Linked DNA regions of Homo sapiens: all the other regions are linked to region 1. Evidence: chromatin loops called from intact Hi-C (ENCODE). Cell type or tissue: IMR-90. All regions are shown on one strand.

The links. A loop is a pair of places that touch in the nucleus more often than their neighbours do. Peaks named below come from ENCODE experiments on the same cell type or tissue, not always from the same donor. Only the 100,000 strongest peaks of a DNase experiment are listed, where the experiment ranks them.
Region 2: it touches region 1 in a loop (5-fold over the local background); 4 of 110 quality-filtered maps call a loop at or near these places.
Region 3: it touches region 1 in a loop (11-fold over the local background); 36 of 110 quality-filtered maps call a loop at or near these places.

What each region holds. Positions count from the first base shown.
Region 1 is chr1:203,483,553-203,491,552 of GRCh38, reverse strand. PRELP (proline and arginine rich end leucine rich repeat protein) reads right to left here. Exons shown (of 3, transcript NM_002725.4): 2 at 7,396-8,000; 3 at 201-4,847. The coding sequence ends at 4,672. Among named protein-coding and RNA genes, the nearest start is that of OPTC, 6.6 kb to the left of the region's middle. RefSeq lists an enhancer at 1-93. In IMR-90, CTCF peaks have their summits at 3,615 (motif pointing right) and 4,025 (motif pointing right); DNase peaks (open chromatin) are centred at 3,682 and 3,992; H3K4me3 peaks cover 226 bases; H3K27ac peaks cover 1,071 bases.
Region 2 is chr1:203,035,868-203,043,867 of GRCh38, reverse strand. It overlaps PPFIA4 (PPFI scaffold protein A4), which reads right to left. Exons shown (of 30, transcript NM_001304331.2): 2 at 4,626-5,258; 3 at 370-471. The coding sequence starts at 4,859. Among named protein-coding and RNA genes, the nearest start is that of PPFIA4, 13 kb to the right of the region's middle. RefSeq lists enhancers at 1,772-2,271, 2,272-2,773, 4,455-4,614. In IMR-90, CTCF peaks have their summits at 3,542, 4,362 (motif pointing left) and 5,226; DNase peaks (open chromatin) are centred at 4,337 and 5,467.
Region 3 is chr1:203,365,382-203,373,381 of GRCh38, reverse strand. It overlaps LOC102723529 (a long non-coding RNA gene), which reads right to left and starts at 399. Exons shown (of 7, transcript XR_922438.3): 1 at 270-399. In IMR-90, a CTCF peak has its summit at 4,074; DNase peaks (open chromatin) are centred at 4,091 and 6,721; H3K27ac peaks cover 245 bases; H3K27me3 peaks cover 264 bases.

The DNA.
Region 1 (8,000 bases):
TGTACTCATGCTGTTTCCTGTCCAGGTGGCGTCTTTTTTTCTTTCATCCACCTGGCAAAATCTGATTTATCCCTTAAGAGCCAGCTCACATGGTAGGAGTCTTTCTGGTTTTCCTCAGGTAGAGGTAAAAGCCCTTTCCTTTATACTGTTCATACACAGTAGTTTCACTCGTGTCTGTGTGAAGCGACCACCAAACAGGCTTTGTGTGAGCAACAAGGCTGTTTATTTCACCTGGGTGCAGGCGGGCTGAGTCCGAAAAGAGTCAGCGAAGGGAGATAGGGATGGGGCCATTTTATAAGATGTGGGTAGGTAATGGAAAATTACAGTCAAAGGGGGTTGTTCTCTGGTGGCCAGGGGTGGGGGTTGCAAGGTGTTCAGTGGGGGAGCTTTTGAGCCAGGATGAGCCAGGAGAAGGAATTTCACAAGGTAATGTCATCAGTTAAGGCAGGGACCAGCCATTTTCACTTCTTTTGTGGTGGAATATCATCAGTTAAGGTAGGAACCAGCCGTCTGGATGTGCACATGCAGGTCACAGGGGATATGATGGCTTAGCTTGGGCTCAGAGGCCTGACACACAGCATTATTACAAACACTTAGGACACAGAGGTATCCATTCATGGATTTCTTTCCCTTTACCAAGGTATGAGTTCCTCAAGGATGTGCTGCTATGTATATTATCCATCCTTGAATGCGTAGCTGGGGACCTGGCATGTGACCGATATCCACTGAACATCCGTGAAGTGAACCGAAGTCGATGTTTAGTAGCCAGGTAGGAGCAGCGAGGGCGTCACCTGGCAGTTCTCATTCTAAAGAAGATGGTGTAGCCTGGGAGGGTCATGAATCCCACTTTTGCAACCAACCTTCCCTCAGAAGAGAGAGTCTGGGACACCCTGTTCTAACCCTTCGGTGGACTTCCGCATGGCATGTAGACCATTCCAGATGACTTGGTCTATGCTCTCTGTCCTTGAGATGGCTCTTTTACTGTTTTGTATGCACACTACATCTCCCCAGTTAGTCTGTAAGCTTTACTTGGGCAGGAAAGACGACCGTTTTGTGTCTTTCTGTGTCTGCCTCAGTACAGAGCTCCTGGGAGACCTTCGACAATTTAGTACATGTAGCTTGAAAGAACCCGAGGCTTTGGGTTTCAAAGGCAGCTGTCAGATTTCTGGTCCGACTTTAGGAATATATATATTTTTTTGTCTGTGGGTGGGCAGTCTCGTGGAACTGAGGATTAATTTTTCATGAGGGTTGTGAGTTTGCGAGAAATTCTTCAAGAAATGGCTTTGGGGCTGGGCATGGTGACTCACGTGTGTAATCCCAGCACTCTGGGGAGGCCAAGGTGGGAGGATCACTTGAGGCCAGGAGTTCCAGACCAGCCTGGGCAACATAATGAGACCCTGCCTCTATTTAAAAATAATAAGAAAAGAGGAAAGAAAAGGCTTTTGGATAGCTTTCGTAGGAATTTCTTAAGAGTATAATCTTTTCCCCACTCATCTTGTTAGAGCAATTAAGAGGCTTTGGGGCTGGGCATGGTGGCTCAATGGTAGGGGGTGGGTGGCAAGATGACTTTATTTTTATTTTTATTTTTATTTTTTTTAAATGAAGTCTCGTTTTGTCTCCTAGGCTGGAGTGCAGTGGTGCGATCTCGGCTCACTGCAACTTCTGCCTCCAGGGTTCAAGCAATTCTCCTGCCTCAGCCTCCCAAGTAGCTGGGACTACAGGCATGTACCACCGCACCCAGCCAATTTTTGTATTTTGAGTAAACAAGGGGTTTCACTATGTTGGCCAGGCTGGTCTTGAACTCCTGACCTCAGGTGATCTGCCCGCTTTGGCCTCCCAGAGTGCTGGGATTACAGGCGTGATCCACCACGCCTGGCTGGCAAGATGACTTTGAAGTGTTATTCTTGACCTGTTCACACCGTTGAGTTCACGCAGGGTGTTTTTCATATTACTTTATTTCCTGTACTGTGAAGTGTGTTGAAATGTGGAAGTTATTTCACAAAGTTAACAGGGTCTTCAAGACAGAAGAGATATACGTGCAGAGTACACACATACACCTACGTACACACCTGTATATGTCGATGACGACAGCATGGAGGGAATGAACTTGTGCATGGAGAAGGGGGCTTTTTTTAAACTTGAAAGAAACCAGCCCATTCTGTGTGTGTTTGGAGGAGGGGAGCCTGTAAAGCCTATTTACCTTGAATCCCCTCTGGCTTACAGCTGCAGAGAGCAAAGGAGAGCAGACATATTCTAGATTGGGCAGTGGGATGATGGTGATTGCGTTGCTGCTCAACGAGTCTGGGTTTGCAGGATCAAGGTAATGACCTCTCCCCTGAGGGCCTCATCAAAGGGGCTGAGGCTGCAAGCTGTGAATAAGATGCAGAAGGGGCTCTTATCCAGGCCGAAGCACCAGGTTGCTTTCGGCCATAATAACGTGTGGACTTTAAGCAGGAGCCTTGAAGAAACCAGCTGCAGCTAGAAAGAATGCGGCGATTGTAGTGGAGCACGGGGGAAGGAGGCTATGATGAAATGGGCCCTATTTTCCATAATTAGCAAAAAAGAAAGGTGAGAAGGAGCATAATGGGAATTTCTTGAAGTTAGGGACCCAGCTTAATCCAATTTCTTAAAAACCTCTGGAACTTTTTTCATCCTAACTTGGGGGTGGGCACTGTGTCTTACTCATTTCTAGAACATCCATCCTCTATGCCTCCCACCAATATACACACGCAGGGGGCTGAGAAGGGGCAGCATCCCTTGGAGGAAGTTAGGGGGAAAGGTGAAGTCGAGGCAGCCCTGTCTGGACCGGGTTCCACTTGGAGACCTGCCAAGCTGCTCACCTGGGCCAGGCAATGGAGGGTGGGGAAGCCTCTGGGGGAGGGACAGTCCATACAGAAAATAAATTACTGCAAGGGAAGGGGCAAATATTTAGGACTTGTCCTGCATTCGAGTATGATTTAAAGTGTGGAGCTGCAGACTCGGAACATGAGCGCCGGAGGGACCTCAGAGGAGCATCTTTTTTTTTTCTTTTTTGAGACGGAGTCTCACTCTGTCGCCCAAGCTGGAGTGCAGTGGCACAATCTCGCCTCACTGCAACCTCCGCCTCCCCGGCTCAAGCGATTCTCCCGCCTCAGCCTCCCAGTAGCTGGGATTATAGGCGCGCGCCACTATGCCTGGCTAATTTTTTTGTATTTTAGTAGAGACGGGGGTTTCACCATGTTGCCCAGGGTGGTTTCGAACTCCTGAGCTCAGGCAATAATCTGCCCGCCTCGGCCTCCCAAAGTGCTGGGATTACAGGCGTGAGCCACCGCGCCCGGCCGGGAGCATCTTATCCACCTCCTCGGTTTACAGATGAGGGAGCTGAGAAGGCACCTGGGAAGGGCCTACAACAAACGGGAGCCGACTATGTCCTCACCTGGGCTCACTCACGATGGGAATGAGCCCAGCCTGGGGACGTTTGTGCCCGCTAGACCCTAGAGGAGAGCGACACCATGCACACGGCCCATGGCTCTTCCGTGTTGGGACCCCACGGGCCTCCTCCACCGAGGAAAATCACCCCAGGAAGAGGGCCAGGCGCAAGACTGGGACCAGCTGTTACTCCCACCAGCCACTAGGTGGCACCGATGCGTCTGTCTCCGAGGAGGAGGCGCATTTTCAAACGTGGAGGGGCTTCTGGGAGACGTCCAGGTGCTCCGCCCCTTCCTCCCTGTTTCTCAGGAGCCGCCTCCCGAGGGTGGAAATGGCTGGGCCGCGCACACTGATGGAGAACAGATGGCGGGGGCGGGGCTGCCTCTTCCTTCCCCCGCCCCCACAAAAACACTGTGAACCCTCCTCCCTAAACCCGAGGTTGGGCAAGGGGGCCGCAGGACCCATCGACGTCACGCGGGCCCATCCCGGGCTTGAACCCTTCCCCTCTCCCATGGCTGCTTCCTAGTTCCTTGGGCCATTCTTCTCCTTGGCTGTTCCTCCTGAGGCCCAGCCAGGAGGGCGTGTGCTATGTTCACCCTGGAACAGAAGGGGGCGCCCTGCGCATCCCTGTGTCCTGCTGGCCAGATGCAGGCCCCTGCGGGAGCCCTGACCCTGCACCCTACCTCCGTCATTCCCTCGCTCCTCCTTCCCGATACCCGGGCCAGCAGGGCCAGGGCGATGTCTGGTGCCGGGGAACCAAGCGGCGGAGCAGCAGCTTTGCCAGAAGGGATCCTTGGCCCAGGAGAACTGGGTTTCTCGGCCTCTTTGAGCCAGAGCTGCCGAAGATGGAGGAGTCCCCAGGGGGACTTTCTGAACCTTACCTCCGGGCTGTTTGCTCGGCCAGGACCAAGATCAGATAGTCCACGGCCCAGATGTACCCAGGAGTGGCGGGTGGGGGAGGAGAGAGAAGGGGACACCAAGTCTTTAGACACATCTGTGTTTCTGGAGCAAAGGGAAACCACAGAAGGCCAGGAGTTTGGGTGTGCACTGGGTGTCTTTCAACTGGGTGGAACCAAACTGAGTCCTTGAAGTCTCGCTCCTGAGGCTGCAGAAGAATAGATGGCTTTTCCCTGCCTCGAGGGTGGGATAAGGGAGGCAAAGCTGGGAGAAAGAAAGGGAGAGAGAGAAAACGAATGGCCGGCACAGGTGCCTGGGCCCCAGCCTTCAAGTGCGGTCAGAGCAGATCCGGTGGCGGAGTAGGGCCTAGATGACCACGGACTGCAGGAGGCGGAAGCACATCATGAGGTCCAGCGGGATGGGCGGCTTCAAGTAGTTTCCATCCAGCCGCAGGTAGCGCAGGTGTGGCACGTTCTCCAGGTCCGAGGAGAAGTCATGGAACGCCACTAGGTCGTTGGGGCAAATCTGGGTTCCGTTGATTTCTACGGAAAAAGAAGACGAGAAATCAGAAGGGAGTGGAGGCTGGCGGCCAAGATGAGGAAGGGGAAGGGGGAAGACACCCGAGAGCAAGGACTGTAGACTTCTCTCTGAAACTGGCTAGCTTTGGGAATGTGTGATCATAGATGAGCTGCCTTGACCTCCAGGCTCAGTTTACTCATTTGTAAAATGAATTAAGTTGGAATTGATCAACAACTGTTATTGCAAGTTAACTCTAGAGAATTGGAAGTAAATTTTGAACTGGGCCTTCAAGAATAGGTAGAATTACAACAGGTGGAGACCTGGGGGATGGTGTTCTGATAGAGGAATCTGTTTGAATGAAGTTGTGGAGGCCAAAATTCTGCTTGTGGGCGAATCTGGGAATAGTAATAGTGCCCAATGTGATGTACTAAGGAGAGTAAGCTGGGAAGGTAGTTAGGCTTTCACTAAGAGGCTTTTGATCTCTGGTCTGAGGAATGGCAGTGAACAGGACTGTCTTTGTGAGAGCGATGTTATTAACAGGATACTTGAACCATGGTATCCTGGAGCGTTAAATCTGGAAGGGTCCTTAGAGATCCCTATGTTCAGGTTTATGCTGTACAAAGATAATCCGGCTACACTGTGGAGAAGCAATGGAGTAAGGTGAGATCTGAAGCCAGTAGGTGGATGTGAAAATTACTCTGCAGGTTTTCCTTTGAATTGGATGTGAGACATGAGGATGGGCAAAAGATGGTAACTGAAATAAGGATGACAGGAAGAGGAAAGAGGATCTGGGGAGAGCTCCGGAACCCCCGGGACATGATGAGCCTACTGATTCTGAAGGGTCCATGGCCTGAGATTCCATTTCCTCCATCACATCTTGTTGGATGCCTGTGGCACCAGGCATGCCAGCATTTAAATGAACTGTTTTATTCTCCCTAAGCCTTGCCTCACTTATCATTTATGGAGGAGCAGGAGGAGGAAGAGTAGGCATCATCTTCATTGTAATTGTCTTCCTCTTCCTTTTCCTCGTCTTTCTTCTTTGCCATTGGAGTAGCAGAAGGGCCCTGACACGGGGGTTTTCTCTTATGAGCTTGGGGCTGTGGCCTAGCCACCCTCATGCTGAGTTCTTCAATCTGTGAAATGGTAAGAGTGGTGCCTGCCCTGTAATCAGGGGAGAGAATGTTGGCAAAGGCATTTTGTAAGCTGTTTAAAGACAGTACCAGTGGCAGCATTATGGTCATTGTGAAGAACGTAATCACCCCACTGACCTAGGCCCCACTCAGCCCATTCTGTCGGGTAAAAGGCACAGGAGACAGGCTGGATGGGGTGGGCTCATGTGGGTGAGGTGTGAGTTCTCTGACTTCAACCTTAGAAGGTTGGGATATCCTCCAGCAACCTGTTCTTCCACAATCTGGTAGAGACCTATCAGCCATTTATTAATCAAGGTATCCCTTCTGTCTGTATTTTGGCCTCATAGCTTCCTGGGGGTAATGTGTTTTATTTTAGTGTGCTGTCTCCAGGGTAAAATTATACAGTCTTCCCCTTTTCCCATTTTTTTTTTGTAAGATTAAAAAAAAAATCCTCCCCTACTTCTTGAAATTATCCCAAATGAGTGAACGATCTATTCGCCCATTGTTGGTGTCGGTAGAGACACCAACAATCTCCATCTCATTCTTTGGTTTGGAACCTAAGGATCCCCAAATATCATTCTAGGGGTCCTTCTCTTTTCCCTCAATCCCTCTCTTCCCTTCTGCTGCTGCATCCCTTCTGTGAATGTAGGCTGATTTTGTTCAAGGACCAGAAAATATTATTTCACTTCTAAACCTTTCTGCTAATGCTCTGCTCCGAGCTGAAATTTTTGATTGAAGCAAAACTGCAACTTCCAGCCTCCTCTCCTGGGCTGCAATTGATACTCCAAGTCCAGAACCCTGTAAATGTCACTTAGGCAAACTCTTCCTTAAGTGCACCTAAACATCGCACCCTTCCAGATAGATTCAGAAAGCACCAGCATGCAGACCTTCTTTTCCTGACTGCCACATTTTTACCAGTTGCATACCCTGAATCAAAACCCAGGCTCAGGCTTGGGAAGAAGCATCTTCCCACAGGGGCAGGTTTCTGCAGAGGGCAGACCCAGGACATTTCAGGATAGGTATTTAAATGTCTCTGTTCTGTTTTTAGCAGAATGTCCAGGAGTATATTCCATGTCTACCCTACCTATAGATCCAGTTGCCAAGGAACTGGGGCTGAGGAAGAATGGAGGAAGAAAACCTATGACCCTCCAAGTATGGTATTCTGGGCACTTTCTCCATATTAAACTATTACATCCTCATATCACCTTTGTGATAGAAGATATTGTTACCATTCTCACTTTACAGATGAGGAAACTTCCCAGACTGGTCAAATATCTTTTCAAGGTCACCCAGATAGCAAGTGGCAAGGCCATGAATTGAAGTCCAGTGCCAAAGTGGATGCTTTTTATACCACCCCACCCTGAGTCTCCCTAGAGAGGGTGGAAGTGCTACACAAGCCAACCTCCTTGCCTTCGGCCCCGCCCCGGCCCACCCCACTCACTCTCGATGCTATTGTTGTTGAGGTACAGGTGTTCCAGCCTGTTGTTGATGGCGGGCACACTGCTGATCCTGTTGTGGGACAGGTGGAGCACAAGCAGGTTGGAGATATTAAAGGAGTTCTTGGGGAGTCCCCTGTCTGTCAGCTTGTTGTAGTTAAGCCGAATGAAGGCAAGATTGGGAAAGCTCTTGAAGTATCCGTTAGGGATGGTCTCAATCTTGTTACTGTCCAGGTAGAGCTGGTGAATGGCGGTGGGGACCCTGGGCGGCATCTTTCTCAGGATGTTGTGGGCCAGGTTGAGCTGCATGAGGTTCTTGAGGCCATGGAAGGTGTCGGGCTTGAAGACGCCGTCGCTCAGCCTGTTGTGCTGGAGATCCAGGAGCAGCAGGTTCTCCAGCTTGCTGAAGACACCAGGCGGGATTCTGGAGATGTGGTTCTGGCTCAGCCTCAGCTGCTCCAGGTTCCGGGGCAGGGCCGAGGGGACCTCTTCCAACTGGTTCTTCTCCATGTAGAGGAACACCAGGCCGGGCAGTTTCTCCAGCACCCTCTGGTCTATCTTGCGGATTCGGTTGTTGTCCAGGTTAATCCATCGCAGGCCTGTGGCATTC
Region 2 (8,000 bases), 450 kb after region 1:
GCAGGGTCCATGTGATCCCCGAGCAGACATGAGTTACAGCCACCCCACTGTGAAAACACTGAAATACTTCCAAATGGGCACAGAGCTCCCGCCCCAACTGATACTACTCAAGGTGACTGCCCCGGCCTCTCCCCAGGACCCTGAGCTTTCTGTGAACCAGCAACTACAGGTGGAGAGCCCAGCACTGGTGGTTAAACGATGTAACTCTCACCCCAGGATGGGAGACAGGAAGAGGGAAGGATGGGGCTTGAGCTAGGACTGTGCCTGGCCCCACTCTTGCCTGCTCTCTTGGTCAAGGTGTTCACAACACACCCCCATACACACACACACACACGTGCGCGCGCGCGACACAAGGTCATCCCCACTTACCCGTGTGTTATTCCGTTCTGCTTTCAGTTCTGATATCTCTTCCTCCCGCTCTAGAAGCTGCTCCCGACACATGCTCAGCTCCCGGGTTAAGGTGGCAAATTCCTGAAAACCCCCAAGGCCCCTCAGTGCTTCAGGATTCACCCCCAAAGCAGTGTCCTGCACATGCAAGTCAGTGGTGGGATCCTCTCACCCATCCCTTACTTCCACCACCTCCCCCACAAAATCCCAATCCATCCACACTGCAGGTCAGTAAACCTGTAGCTAGCATGTGCTTCTCCAGAGGGGTCCACATCTCTGGGTCCTCCATGCATTCCATGTGTTAGAATCCAAGGGAACAGAGTTGTACACAAGAGTGAGAAAGTCACTGAGTCTGCTCTGCAGACCCTTCCCCATCCAGCCACCAATATGACCAGATTACATCCTCCCTCCCACCTGGCATTTCCATTTCTCCAGGAATTCAATGACATTTTCCTTTAGAAACTGATGGAGGGGAATTCTGCTTCTGGTTTGGTGGATTAAGGTCCAAACAGAAACTGATGGATATGAAAGAGGGAAGAGAAGGCCCAGCACAGTGACTCACGCCTGTAATCCCAACACTTTGGGAGGCTGAGCCGGGCAGATCACCTGAGGTCAGGAGTTTGAGACCAGTCTGGCCAACATGGTGAAACCCTGTCTCGACTAAAAATACAAAAATTAGTCAGACGTGGTGGCGCACACCTGGGTAATTCCAGCTACTCCAGAGGCTGAGGCAGGAGAATCACTTGAACCCGGGAGGCGGAGGTTGCAGTGAGCTGAGGTGGCACCACTGCACTCCAGCCTGGGCGACAGGGTGAGCCTCCGTCTCGAAAAATAAAAATAAATAAATAAAAGAAACAGGGAAGAGAAAGAGCTTTTGAAGATAATGCCTGCATGAGTGCCCCAGGGAGCTCTTCCAGCCCCATCCCAAGGCTTTGCAAACTGCAAGTAGCGGGTGAAATAAGCAGATCAAAGGACCTACCTACATAGGAGCAAGAGAGTATGCAGACCTGCCCAGTCAGGCTTTCTAGGAGCCCTGCTCAACCAAGCAAGGGCTACATCCCAGCTCCTGATGCCAAGGCAGTTGCCCTGGCTTTACCAAATATCCATGTACCAAGTATCACTTCTAGAGGGGCCCATTTCCACACTGTCAGGCCCAGATAACTTCAGAGACCTTGCCAGCCCACCCTCCCCCATCAGGACAAGCATACAGGGGTGAGAGACTGCTCCCACATTCCAGGCTCATCATATCCTGTTTAGCTAAACATCACCTCCTTCCAGGGAGGTTTTCAAATGAGTGGCCCCAACTCTGTGGATGTCCAAGGTCTAAGAGCGATGCAACAGGCCTCATCCCTGTCCTAACCTGCAGCCTCCCTCACACACCAAGGATTCATGACCAAAGGAAGAACTCCCAATCCCCTCTCATCACTCCAGATAGGGCAAAAGGGGCTAGAAGGGTTGTGGGAGGGCAGAAGGGACAAGAGATGCCAGAGCATGAGAAACCATGAACCTCTGACATTATTACTCAATTACTGCCTTTCTGTCAGGGCCATGGCCAAAGGTGGTCAAGGTCAAGCATCTCATACTCCAGAAGCCCAGGCCTGATGCTGTCTCACCCCTCAGCTTATGCACAAACACAGTCACACTTTCACAGGCACACACAGTCATGTACACATGCTTGTAACCAGAGACAGGGCTTGACAGCCTGCCACCCAGCCCTACACCATGACACCACCACCAAAAGGCTGGTGCTGCCCCCTCTCCTGGCCTCAAGCTCAGCAGCTGTCTTATCTCCCCCCACCACAGGATACCTGTCCCCTCCCTTCCACCTCTAACCTATCTGACACCCTGCTGTCTACAAATCTCCCAAAGCACAATGCTGTCTACAAACACAGGAGACGGTCTCCTCTGTCACCCAGGCTGGAGTGCAGTGACTCAATTTCAACTCACTGCAGCCTGGACCTCCTGGGCTCAGGCGATCCTCCCACCTCAGCCCCACGAGTAGCTGGCAGCATAGGCATTTGCCACCATGCCCAGCTAATTTTGGGGATTTTTGTAGAGATGAGGTTTTGCCACATTGCCCAGGCTGATCTTGAACTTCTGACCTCAAGCAGTCCATCCACCTCAGCCTCCTGAAGTGCTGGGATTACAGGAGTGAGGCACTGCACCCAGCCTACAAATACAAACTTCTTATCCTGGTTTTCAAACTTCTCTCTCATGTCATTTCCATATCACCTAAGACCCAGTCAACCTGGATCACCTGCTGCTTCTAAACACCAGCATGCCTTCCTAATATCACATCTTGGCTCAGTGGACTCCCTCCCCCTGGAAAAACCTCTGTCACCACCCGATGAAATCATAATCATCCTTCAAAGCCCATCTCAAAGGATACAGCCTTGCTGGGAGCTGTCCAGACTCCCCACGGGGAGGCTCTCTCCCTCTCCTGAAAGCCATTTGGAGGAGTGGTCAAGAACACCAACTTGGGAGTCCATCATTCAACCACAAATATTTGTGAGCACCTATCATGTACCAGGTCCTGTGCAGATCACTGGGGATATAGTGACAAGAAAGACACAACCCCTGACCTCATGAAGCTTCAGTGTGGGAAGTCAAGTAGGCCTGGGATCAAATCTCAGCTCTGCCCCTGTTAGCTGTATGATCTTGAATAAGTTACCTAATCTCTCTGAGCCTCATTCTCTGATCTGTAAGACAGACGTAACAGTCCTCCCTCCAGGTGCTGGTATGAGAGTCAAATGAGCCAATGTATAGAAAGCACTTAGCCCAAGCCCATCAAAAGCAGCTATTTTTATCACTGATACTGTGCTTAATAACCCTTTTGGGCCTCTCTTATCTTCCTCTGCATTCTCTCCGGTCACATGGGTGGTGTATCTCCTTCCTAGTCTATGAGCTCCTTGGTGGCAGGAACTAGTTCATTCACTCTAGGGCAACTTCAGAGCCTCGTGCACAGTGAAAGAGGAGGTCCCCACCTGCCCACCCAACTGCTTCACCAGGGCTCTGTATTCTTGTCCACCAAGCATCACTTTTGTGTAGGAAACTCACCCACTCAGGCCCAGCCCTTGTTCTCTTCCCCACACACTGGGAAGGGCCTGGCGCTGAGGCTTGAGCTCTTCGGCTCCTCAGGGCTGCCTTCCCAACCCCAGCAGCGCCCCCACTGGGTCAGGGTAGGCTATGCCATGTGTCCACAGCTGGCTTTCAATACCCATCTCTCTGCTCATACGAGGGGCAGAGAGGGCAGGATGTTCCCACAGTCACTGTGAGCACTGTCTCACAGACACACAACCCCCAGCCCTCTCTGGGTCTGGTTATCAGGCAGAGTTCACAGCTTCTTTGACAAGCAGCAGCTAAACAGCCCAAGAACCAAATCATCCAGGCTCCTGCTCCCTCCTGCATTCCCAGAGCATGCGCCATGCCTGGAATATCTACCAAGTGGGTGATAAGCAGGCATCAGCAGGGAGCTCCCAGGCCAATGCAGTGAGGGAGAAATAGGTGCAGTGGTGAGAAACTTAGCCCCAGGCTCAGTTCCTGCCTCCACCACACACTACCTGCATGGCCACGAGCAACTTACTCATCTCCCCAGCTTTAGTTCCGTGATTTGTACAATGGGATGATGGTGGTAACAGCACCAACTTCAGGGTTGTAAGAGTTTAGTGAGAGAATCCTTATAAAGTGCTTGGTCCACAGAAAGGACACAGTACACGGGACTACAGGACAGCTGGTGGTTGTGCTGTTGAGTGTGAGACAGGATGTCGAGACATCTGGCTGCTAGATTCAGCCCTGCCTATCATCTTCCATGTGATGTCTCTTGCTTTTTTGATCTATGCAATAACGGAGCTGGACGAGATGATCTCTAAGAACTCACCCATCTCTACTGTCTGTGATTCCCCACCCACCTCCAAGAATAGGGCACTGGAGAGGAGTACGCAGGGAGGAGGTTTCTTTCCAGTCTAGGGTGCCACCTACTGGCCGCCTGAGCTCACTGTAGCTGACACCTATGGCTGCGTTTTTCTACCCACATCAAATTCCATCCATTTCACCTTCCAGACTGAGGAGCATGGGAGTGACAGGGAAAGAATTCACGTAGAGAGATGAAGGAGAGTAAATGCTCAGTGAATTCCAATTATTGATATGCAAATAGATGCAGATGAGCTGAGGGCCCAGTGGATCTAGCAGGGCTAGAGGAGGGAAAGGGGTTAAGAGAGACGCAGGCCTTCGGGCCTTACCTGGGGGAGGGCGGAGTTAAGGTGGCGCTGGAGCTGGTCCCGCTCGTGTATGGCATCCTGGAGCCGGCTCTGTGTGGCCGCCAAGGTCTCCTGACTCTCCCGAAGAGACTCCAGCAACTTCTCCCGCTCGTCCAGCATGTTCACCATCAGCTGCTCGAAGTTGGCGTCAGCATCGGCGCCATGAGGGGGACCCAGGCGGTCCCCCTCATTGATTGTGGGCATCACCTCACACATGGTGGGGGTTGGCAGGGCCTTCTCAGCGTCAGGGGACAGGGAGGGACTCACAGGGTTGGCACCTCCAGGGGAACCCAGTGCATGGGTCTCAGAGTGGGCAGTGCCAGGCGAGTGGACAGGTGGGCAGGGGCTTCTCCCATAGCATCAGTTGCTTTTGCTCTGAAAGGGGCCTGGGGTCTGGAGTGCCCCTGTGGAACTGAGCCAGAAGGCCTGGCTTAACTTCTCAGGGCTGGGGCTGGGTGCCCTGTGTCCCCAGACATGCAGACAGCAGCCGAATGTGGCCATGACAGGCAGGGACAGCAGGGCTGGAAGATGGCCCTTCTCTTAGACTGAGTGCCGGAGGCTGGCAGAGTCCCAGCTGGATCTAGCGACACCCATCGTTTCTGGAGGGCAGTGTGTCTGTGGGAAAAGAGACTGCTGTGAGTACCAACTGGGTGGAGAAGGGCATCAGGGGAGGGGGTGGAGCAGAGGAGACAGGACCTGAACTAGAACATGGGGGAGGAGAGGGAGGTGCTGGCGCATGCCCCTTCTCCAGGCTTACTCACTCTGATGGCACCTCCTTAGTTCTCCCAAGGAATGCACATGCCTACTGCCCAGCCTCTGCCTCCCCCTGCTCCCCACAGCTGTCAGAAGTGCAGCCGCAGTGGCAGTGGTTCCCCTACCCACGTGGCTCACTGGCCAAATATAGAAATGATTCAGTCAGCGGCAGGGGAGCAGCCGGCAGGATGCCCAGAGTCCTCCTGAGACCTGGGGGTTGGAGGGGAGGAAATAGGGTCTCTGTGCCACCCCCAACCTTTTCCCCATCACTTAAGCCAACCAAGGCAAATGCAGATGGGTAGAAAGGACTCTTAGTGGGAGTGGCTGTGAGTCCTAAAGGCTGGACTCTTGGGGTCCTAGGAAACAGGGGCAGAGTAGTTCCTGCCCTGGATACTGGCACAACATGGCTAAGGGTTTGGAGAGGCACAGACTGGGTACTGGGGCAGGCAGAGAGCCCTGACCTGCTACATTGCCCATAATTCAGGGAGGAGGCTCTGGCTCAAGTCATTCCCCATTTCCAAAACCTGCCAAGGAGGACAGCACGCAGGCCTAGCAGACAGCAGGCTTGGATTCGGAGTTCACAGCCTCCTACCTTTGCATCAGAGCAGGGACTGAATGATGGAAAGGAACCCAGGGGTGATATAGAGGTGCAGGGTGCCACTCTCCTAGGGTGGGGCTACAGTGTGGCCCCTATCATGGCTGAGAATCTGCTCTCTTGGCGTCATTACCCATTGCTGACACTGCAGAAGTCACCAGTGAGGTCAGTCAGCATGTGCATAGCCTGGCTCTGCTGATACGTTGAGCCTGGCACAGGAGCCCAATGGTCAGAGCAAAGGAAGCCGGCGATGAAGTAACAGGAAAGTAATGAGAAAAAGGCCGCATGCAGCGAGGGATTTCTCTGCCTACAATCAGATTCCAACCTCCCTGTCTACGTTAGAAAGCTACCACCTTAGTCGTTTTTCAGAGAGGACTGTCTTCAGAGGTCCCAGTTGCAGGACAGAAGGGGTGTGAAGCCCTCAGCACAGCAATAGGCACACTGGAGGTGGCCCAAAAATGATATTTTCCCTCCTTCCCCTCTCTCTTATCTTATGGGAGACACAATGAAAGCCTTCTGTCTACCCTCGGGGTGAGAATAACAGGCAGACTAGGAGGGTCAGGGTGGACAAGAAGCATCAGGACCCAGTGTGAGGTAAGAGGTCAGACACTGCACAGGCCTGTGGCAGGACTGAACCCAGCAGGGAAAAGAGAGAAGGGCCGGGCCTCTCCTACCTGGACCCCCTCCCCAGAGTACTGATGCTCTAGGCAGAAACAGGGGAAAGGAAGAGGGAGACTAGGGAGCAATGTGGGGTCTAGATCTGAGGAAAGTTAGTGCACCAGCTTGAAAATTCAGAGCTCACACTCGCAGCCCTTCCCAGAGGGGCGCAGTAGTGCAAGCAGGCACGTGGGCATGCACACACACATGCCCCAAGATAGAAACACAGAGACCTAGAACAGATACACATGTGGCCACATACACACTCCCATGCATAGAAACTGGACACAAACTCTGGTCAAGGGGATCCTTCCCCAAGCCAGACAGCCACTGTGGAGGGCAGGGTCCCAGAAGGCTACAGAAGTAAAAAGTAGAAGCTTGGTCTGCCTCCTCCTTTCCCCAACACTGCTGCTGCCAGGGCAGCCTACTCGCACCTCCCTGCTCCTCAGAGCAGCTGGGAGTGGAGAGGAGGGGCTGCTGCCCCAGTCTGTCCAGAGCTGCCATCTCCCTGATGCTGATAACAGCCGTTCCTCCAATTCTCCCACCCACCATGCCCAGGTCCCTCCACCCTGAATGCTCCAGCCCTGAGGCTGAAAGGCCATATGGCCCCAGCCTACCCCCCCAAGCTCATCCACATCCAGGCCCACCTCCCCATCTTCCCCCACCCCTCCACACACACCAAGATGCCACGAGAGGCCAAAAGAGAAGACTAGGCTAGGGAAGGGGCCCCTTGTGGCAGAGGCTAACTTTGGAGAAGACTGTAGTGTGCCAGGAAGGAGCTTAGGTATCCCAGGAATGGCCCCAGCCCAGCAGATCCCCAGGCAGCCCGTAGCATAGCATAAAGGAAGAAGCCCAGAGCAGGGACTCAGGAGACTGGGGTACAGTCCTGCCACAGACCAGCTGGCTGATCTCAGGCTTGTTATCACCTACTGAGGCTTCGGCTACAAGACAAAACCCACAACCCTGGTTTTGCCTTCCTTAGAGGGATGAGATCATGGCTGGGCAGCAAATGAAGAGTAGAAAGCACCCTGTGATTGCACGGGAATGTGAATTACCTTAGTGTTGGCCACCTGTGGGTGGAGTTTTTAAAGCTTCTTACAGGAAAGGGGCTGGAGAAGTTCTCAGGAAGGAAGAACAGGACCTCAGGCTGCCCACTGTGAGGTACTGGCTATCTGGTCCAACTTGGCCTCCCCAAATCCTCCTGGTCATTTTAGCAACTGAGAAGCTGGCTTTGGTTGCTTCTCTTCTCACTAGCCCTTTCCTGGCCTCTCTCTAAACCAGGTGCCAGCGAGCAACTCCACTTCCCCTGGCCAAATGGCATCATGTAAAGCTGGTCTGAAGATAGCCCAGAG
Region 3 (8,000 bases), 120 kb after region 1:
TGGGAGGATCTCTCGAGCCCAGGAATTTGAAACCAGCCTAGGCAACATAGTGAGTCGAAAGAAGGAAGGGAGGAAGGAAGGAAGGAAGGAAGGAAGGAAGGAAGGAAGGAAGGAAGGAAGGAAGGAAGGAAGGGAGAAAGGAAGGAAGGAGAAAGGAAGGAAGAAAGGAAGGAAAAGAAAGAGAGAGAGAAAGGAAGGAAGGAAGGAGAGAAAAGAAAGAAGGAAGGAAGGAAGGAGGGAAGGAAGGAAAGAAGGTATTTTTTGCTCACATAAAGTCCAAAATGGGTCTTCCTGACTGGCAGGCAGCTCTCCTCTGAACAGTGATCTGTATCTGGGTTCCTTCTATTCTATGGTTCCACCCTCTTCATCCACTGGCTCCCAAAGTGGGAGAGGAAAATCGCAAAGGACTGTGTGGGGTAGACTTACGCACCAGGCCTGGAAGAGGCCCGTGGCTTCTCCTCACATTCCATTGGCTGGAGCCCAGTCAAATGGCCACAAGGGAGGCTGGGAAATGTAGGGTAGCTGTGTTCCCAGGAAGAAGAGGAGCCAGTCTCTGCTCACCCCTGCCTCTTTCTTACTTTCCTATTTTGCCTGTGGTGAAGATATCTTCACCAGATATCTGTTAGGGCTGGTTTTTTAATATGTGGTGAAGCTCAGCTGCTTCGCTTATTTTTCCAGACGGGGATGCCCACTAAGTGTTACCTTCACATCAATCCCCAAACATGGTGGTGGCTCCCTCAGGCACTCCATTGAGAAGCATTTGCAGCCTCTCTGGGTCTTGAGTGCCAGGATTGACTGATGCAGAGTGGGTGTGGCGGCAAGGGTACCATTTTTTGGCCATCTTGCTCAAACAGCATTTTGGGGGTTTATTTCCCCAGCGGCTGTGTGATCCCAATGGTTGGGGCCATCATCCCAGAGGCCCATCACTTTTTTTTTTTTTTTTTTTGAGACAGAGTCTTCATTTTGTCACCCAGGCTGGAGTGCAATGGCGTGATCTTGGCTCACCACAACCTCCACCTCCCAGGTTCAAGCGATTCTTCTGCCTCAGCCTCCCGAGTAGCTGGGATTACAGGCACCAGCCACCACACCTGGCTAATTTTTGTATTTTTAGTAGAGATGGGGTTTCACCATGTTGGCCAGGCTGGTCTCGAACTCCTGACCTCAGGTGATCCACCTACCTTGGCCTCCCAAAGCCCAGCCGGCTCATCATTTTTTTTTTTTTTAAACTTGAGACAGAGTCTTGCTCTGTTGCCCAGGCTGGAGTGCAGTGGTGCAATCTCAGCTCACTACAACCTCCACCTCCTGGGTTCAAGTGATTCTCCTGCCTCAGCCTCCCCAGTAGCTGGGATCTCAGCTCACTGCAACCTCTGCCTCCTGAGTTCAAGCGATTCTCCTGCCTCAGCTTCCCAAGTAGCTGGGATTACAGGCATGCACCACAACATCTGGCTAATTTTTTGTATTTTTAGTAGAGACGAGGTTTCACCATGTTGGCCAGGCTGGTCTCGAACTGCTGACCTTGTGATCCACACACTTTGGTCTCCCAAAGTGCTGGGATTACAGGCATCAGCCACTGCACCTGTCCCCATCACTTTTATATCACTTCCTTTCAGTGCTCCCAGGATGATACACCCTTCTTTTCATTTCACCACTTTAACCCCTCTGGGCCAGTCTCTGTGTTCTAGTTAACCTCAGCAACTTGCAGAGCAGAACTGACTTGTATAAGGCTAATTGGAGAGGAGGAGCAGATTATGAAAGGCCTACAAAAACAGCCCTGTGGCCCAGGAGACATGAAGCAGTGCAGTGGACAGCATGATGCAGGAAGCAACCTGCTGGGGTGAACAAGGAAGACTGTGGACCTGTGGCAGAGGCTGAGGGCAAAGACGGCAGCCAAAGCCCTGGGCCAGAAGGTGGTGCAGGTGTTGCCAAAGTGACAAAGAAATTTGGCCTGGAGCTCCCTTCTCTACACCCTGCCCTCCCTCAGTTCCACTGTAGCTAGAGCGCTGGAAGCTGAGTTGCGGTGTCAAGCACATGTGGGCATTTGTGCCTGCCCACCTACTCACACCCCTATGGGGATCTTCATCATTGGCACTGACCCCTTCTCCATTATACCAGATTGTCCACGTCCCTTCCTGATGGCTAACAAGATGCAAATACATTCACATCCCTCTCCCAGGTGTGCTTCTCTAAGGTAACAAAGTCCTTCAGTTAATCCAGCCCTGAGGGACAGGAGAGATAGGGCAAGATCTTCAAGTCCCTAAATCTGAAAGGGAAACAAATGGCCCAACACTGCAGTCCTTGGTGTTAATGAGAAAGACCTGGAGAGACCGTTAAAATTACAGACTCCTGGGCCCCTATGCAGAACCACTGAATGCGAATCTCCAGAGGCAGAGTCTCCTTGGCTGCCTCAGTGGCACCACAGGGAATCCAGATGCACACCAAAGTTTGAGAACTACTGGCTTCAGGAGCCAGTTCTACAGAGTCTGAAATAAGAGATGCTCCGGAGAGAACCCAAGGTATCGTAATTCTGTAACATTAGCAATTGAAATGGGATTAGTAAAGATTGCTAGCACTTACTAACCATTTCTGATGTGCAGGTGCTATTCCTGTGTGCTGTACACGGCTTATTTCCTTCTCACGGTAACCTTACGAAGTAGGTTCTGCTGCTGTCTTCATTATATAGAATAGGAAACAGAGGCACAGAGAGGGTGTTCTAAGATCACATAGCTAGTAAGTAGCAAAGCCTAATTTGATCTCAGAAAGTCTTACTCCAAAGTCTCTGCTCTTAACCATTATGCCATGCTGTCACCCTTTCGCCTCTCTTATTAGGTGTGAGAGTTGAAAGGGGAGAGGTGGTCTAAAGAAGAACTGAGAGGAGGATAAGATAGCTGAGCTCCTTCTTTCCCACCTACCACCAATCCCCTCCACACTAAGAGGAGGATAATGAAGGGTTTCAGAGAAGAGATTATGAGAAAGAAAGGCCTCTATCATTTGCATTTCAGTCTGGTCACTTAAGTAATAACATCCCGCGGGTGCCTCCATGCTTCCCAGGAATGGCAAAGTCTGTTCCCTTTGTCTGCCATAATTATTTCTCTTCATTAACACCTGACAAGGTCCTACTGACCCTTCAAGTCTCCCTGGGAAGCCTTAGATAACTCTCCACCCTAACAGAGTCTATCATGACTTTTTATCTTCTTTTGCAATTATAGGTGTTCACATCTTCCTCTAGTCATTGTTCCTTGAAATCAGGGCTCCACAGCCCTGTTTATCATTGTAGTCCCCATGCTTGGCACATAAGAGGCACTCAATAAATCTTGTGGGAAAAAATGAATGAGGGAACGAAACATTTATTGAGCACATACTATGTGCCAGACGCTGCAAGACCTTATGGATCTTTGAAGATGTGTGGACATAGTTCCTGCTCACAAAGAATGTACAATCTTGTTAGGAGGAACAGATGTACCCCCAAGAAGAGTGAGACCTGGAGGCATCACTGGCCTCCCATGTCACTGTAGGTCAGTCACTGCCCTGCTTCCTCTTTTCCTCCTGGTACAAAGGGTTTATAAGTTCTCTGAGGACACTCCCTATTCTCTTGTCTATTTCTACATAGAGACATCATTAAATGGACCCTGTGTACTCGTGGTTTGGAAGGTGGAGGAGCCAGGGAGAAGGACCTGGAAAGAACACTTCTCGCTGGTACTGGGATAGAATGGTGGTTGCACAGTGAGCAGGAGAGGAAAAATGACAAAGGCCCTGGGACCCTGGGGAAGAAATAAGAGGCTTCTCTGACAGCCAACCTGGGAAGATGAAATGCTGCTAGGGGGTTGATTTGTATGTCTTGGGCACCAGTCAAAGGCTGCTTTCCGTAGTCCTGTTATTTGAGGGGAGTGGGAGGGTGGAAGGAGCTGCCTCCTTATCGCTTCCTCTCCTTAGCCAGTTCTGCTGAGAGCCCAAAAACCCTAAGACCAGATCGTCAACCCCAGCCTGCTGCACAAGATTTGTTTAGGCCTTGCGTACTAATTGGCTCCACTCTGGTGCTCCAGAAACTTAATTGTGAGCCCATCACGACCTCTTCTGTCCTCAGATAGGAATGTGCACAGGCTTGTAGCAGAAACTGGGATTGCACAAGGGACAGGATGTTGGAGGGTGGGGTGGGAAATCCTGGGTGTTAAGCTTTGCCTGAGTTGATGCAAGGTCATCTTCTGAAGGATGAGATGAAGCAACAAAGTCAGGAGGCCCAGCCAGGGCCACAGAGGTCAAGGAGGCAGAGGCATCCTATGAATTTCCCTAGTGGAAAATCAGGTGTCAGGACACAGGGTGGAAAAGTTAATGGATCTCCCAGGTCCTTGCTATTTTCTTTTTCTTCTGATTGCAGACACTTCCCAAATGACTTGTCCAGGCCTGGCCAGTCCCTCAGCAGAGGCTGGATAGAAGAGGTTAGGGTGGAGAGGTCAGCATTGCCAACAGGACTCTGGAGCCCCAAGGAACCCAATCTGTGTTCTTTCCAGAATGAGTCAGAATAGGCTGCCACAGCAGGCAGCCTTGCCGGGTCACCATTCCAGGTGACCGGGGCCACAGCACAGTCCATGCATCCCCATCCTGGTCCTGTGCAGGTGGGATTGAAGGTGCTCAAGCCCAGTGCTCTGGGACTGTGCGTCACATCCCCTAGCTGTTCATGCCCCTCTGACTTCAAGCCCCAGGCCTGATAACTGGCTTTTTTCTGTTTTGCTCTTGAGCCCCAGTTCCTTATCCCATGAGGACCTAGACTTCTCCACCAGCCTTATAGTGAAGGCTCCATCCATTGAACCCGTTTCTGGAAGCTGTTTCTTCTCCTGGCCCTCCTGCTCTTGCCCAGGGACAGAAGATCCCAATTAGATATCCATGGTAGCCATTCTTAATCGATCACATCACTCTTTCCTGTTTTTTTTCCGCTAAAGCAAGACTTAAAATCCCCCTTGACACAGAGCTCCAGACAGCCACTACCAAACCATTACACCCAGCATGGGAACTGAATCCTATTTGCCATCTCTGCTTTTTCCATTTGGACCCCTCCCAGGCCCTGCAGCTGGGACCTCTAGCAAGGACTGCCCTCATTTTCCCCGCCCCCACCCCCGCGCCTTGCCCCATTTCACCAGGCTATGCCCCAAATATGGCAAGAAGCTCAAAGATGCTAATTATGACTTAAATTCATTTTTCCTTCTAATCTCAAAGACTTGCATTACTCTATCCATTTTAGGAAGAGGGAAATTTTGAGGAGCGAAGAATGTACAGGACTCTTATTTGACTTATGGTCCAAAGTTGGGGAAATAATCCCCTGATAGGCTGAGCAAAGTCCCAGAGTGTAACCAGAACCCCCAGCTACATCTGATTTCTCACCTACTAAAAAAGCAAAGCACATAAGCTCCATCTACCTTAGGGGCAATCCCAGTTTTCACTCAGCAATAAACTCTCATTTCACACTTCTTTCCTGCTGCTTGCTGCTAAGTACAGAGATGTCTATATATACATAACTACCCTTGCCCTAAATGGGCCCAAAGCCCACCCCCTGAATGTATGTTTGGGACACACTGACTTAATGCAGATCAAAGGCACTGGTTTCTTAAACCTTGTGTTTCAGAATCACCTGCAAGCTTGGTAACATATAGATTCCTAGGCTCCATCCAGTTCAAACCAAGAATCTCCTGGATAAGGGCCTGAGACTCTGTGTTTATAACTCCCTGGATCAGTAGTCCTTAAAGTGTGAACCCCAGCAGCAGCCACACCTGAGAACTTATTAGAAATGCACTAACAACTCCTCAGGTGATTCTGATGCAATTCCAGTCTGAGAACCTGTTGCCCTGGGTGGTCCTGGGTAGATTCAAGTTTGGGAGCCATTGATCCAAGGGACCCTGTAGAAGTCTGACTCCAGCTGTGGTCCCTTGACCCTATCCAGTGCAGCCCAAATGGTAGGGAGCAAACCCTGGGGCATCTTTAGTCTTCTCTAGGTGACTGGCCTGTTGAAAGGAAAAGGCTGGAATAGACAACTTCTCCAAGGCTGTTGATATACCTGGCAGCAGTTTCTGTTGGCCGCCAGAGAGCCAGCCAAGCAAAGGCCCTTCTGAAAGGCTCTATTCAAAGCTGTTAAATGAGCAAACAGAATCGCTTTTTTCCTTTCCCCTGCACCTGGAGCTGTGACCAGAACTGTTGGCAGCTGCAGCTGTGGCCCCACGAGAGGGCCGGGGCAAAAGAAGATCAATCCTTACCTGCTGGAGAGCTAGGCCCCTGAGAAGGGGCTGGCAAGAGGGTTCAGAAGAGGGAATGTACCCCAGATACAGGGCCAATTCCTCAGAGTGGGAAAACCCATTCCTTCTCTGCATCCCTAGCACAGTGCTTACATTCAGACAGTGCCTGGGAGGTGGGCTGTGCTGCATGCCCAGCAGACGGAGTCTCTAGGGGTCTCAGACTGTAGAGGACAGGTGGACAGGCTGACCACCCACAGACAATTCAAGATGGGAACCTATTCATGCCCAGTCTGAGTCAAGGCACTGTAGGGTTGCAGCTGTGGACCACTTCAGTTGCAGATAGAGCAGAGATTTGAATCTGCCCTGTCCTTCAAGGTCCACATCACATGTCCAGAGCAGGGCTTTGTGCTGCACTGACCACTGCCCAGAGGTAATGACATAGTCGTGCATCCTGTCTCAGGGCTCTAGCAGTCTAAATCATTTCCCCAAGGCCAGTACAAGTCTTGGTTTCTGGTTTCAACTACAGTTTATTTATTTAATCTCCCATCTTCTGATTCACTTGCGGACCAGGAATCAACCCTCTGGTATTCTATCAAATCATAAGGCTTTTACTATATCAAACTTGAAATCCAGATGGACTGAAACCCATCACCACTCATGTTCCAGGAAACCATTCTTACCAGCCGTATGCTTGGGTAGCCTTTGTGCCCCTTCCCGGATCAATCTCCTTATCTGTAAAATAGAAAGATACCACCAACTTCACAATACCCTTCCATCACATTTCAGTCACTTAACAAAGCTTAATTACCTACTTACTTTCTCCTTTAAGTTGAGAAGCCAGTATGCAAGGCCACAAAATGGTAGAAGTGGGGTCTGAGTCTGGATTTTCTGTCGCCCTACATAGAATATCATGCTAGTAAGTTGAATTGTGTGCCCCAGAAAGATAGGCTGAAGTCCTAGTCCCCTGTGAATGTGACCATAATTGGAAATAGGGTCTTTGCAGATGCAATCAAGTTAAGATGAAGTCATACTGGATTGGAGTGTGGTGTCTATAAAGAAAAAAAAGGCAGGTTTGGGTACAAAGATACACAAAGAAGGCTATGCGAAGACAGAGGCAGAGGTTGGAGTGATGCAGCCACAGGCCCAGGAGCTCCAAGGATTCTTGGGAGCCACCGGACGCTAGGAAGAAGCAAGAAAGGATTCCTCTCTGAAGGTTTAGAGAAAGGGGCCCCGCCCGTATCTTGATTTCAGACTTCTAGCCTCTAGAACAGTGAGAAAATAGATTTTTGCTTTAAACTACCCAGTTTGTAGTAATTTGTTCCAGCAGCTCTAGGAAACGAACACTAACATTCTCCCCCAGACCTGAAGCACCACTGCTGACCTTTCTGTGGCTGGCCCCATTCCCATCGGCAGCCTTTACCCTCCTGCTGATCCCCAACTTTATCTGGCTCTACATAAAATAACACCATATTTCACATGTGAACCATTCTTTTGTTTGTTTTTTAGAGACAAAGTCTTGCTCTGTCGCCCAGGCTGGAGTGTAGTGGCACCATCATACCTCCCTGCAACGTTGAACTCCTGAGCTCAAGCGAGCCTCCTACTTCAGCCTCCCAAAGCGCTAGGGTTACAGGCATAAGCCACCGCACATGATCAGAGTTTAAAGGCTTTTTGATCTCATTTTATAGATGTGAAAACTGAAGATCAGGGAGATTAAGGTGATTATCCTGTGATACCATGACAAATAAGTGGAAGAGCAAAGACTGAACCCAAATATTCTAACTC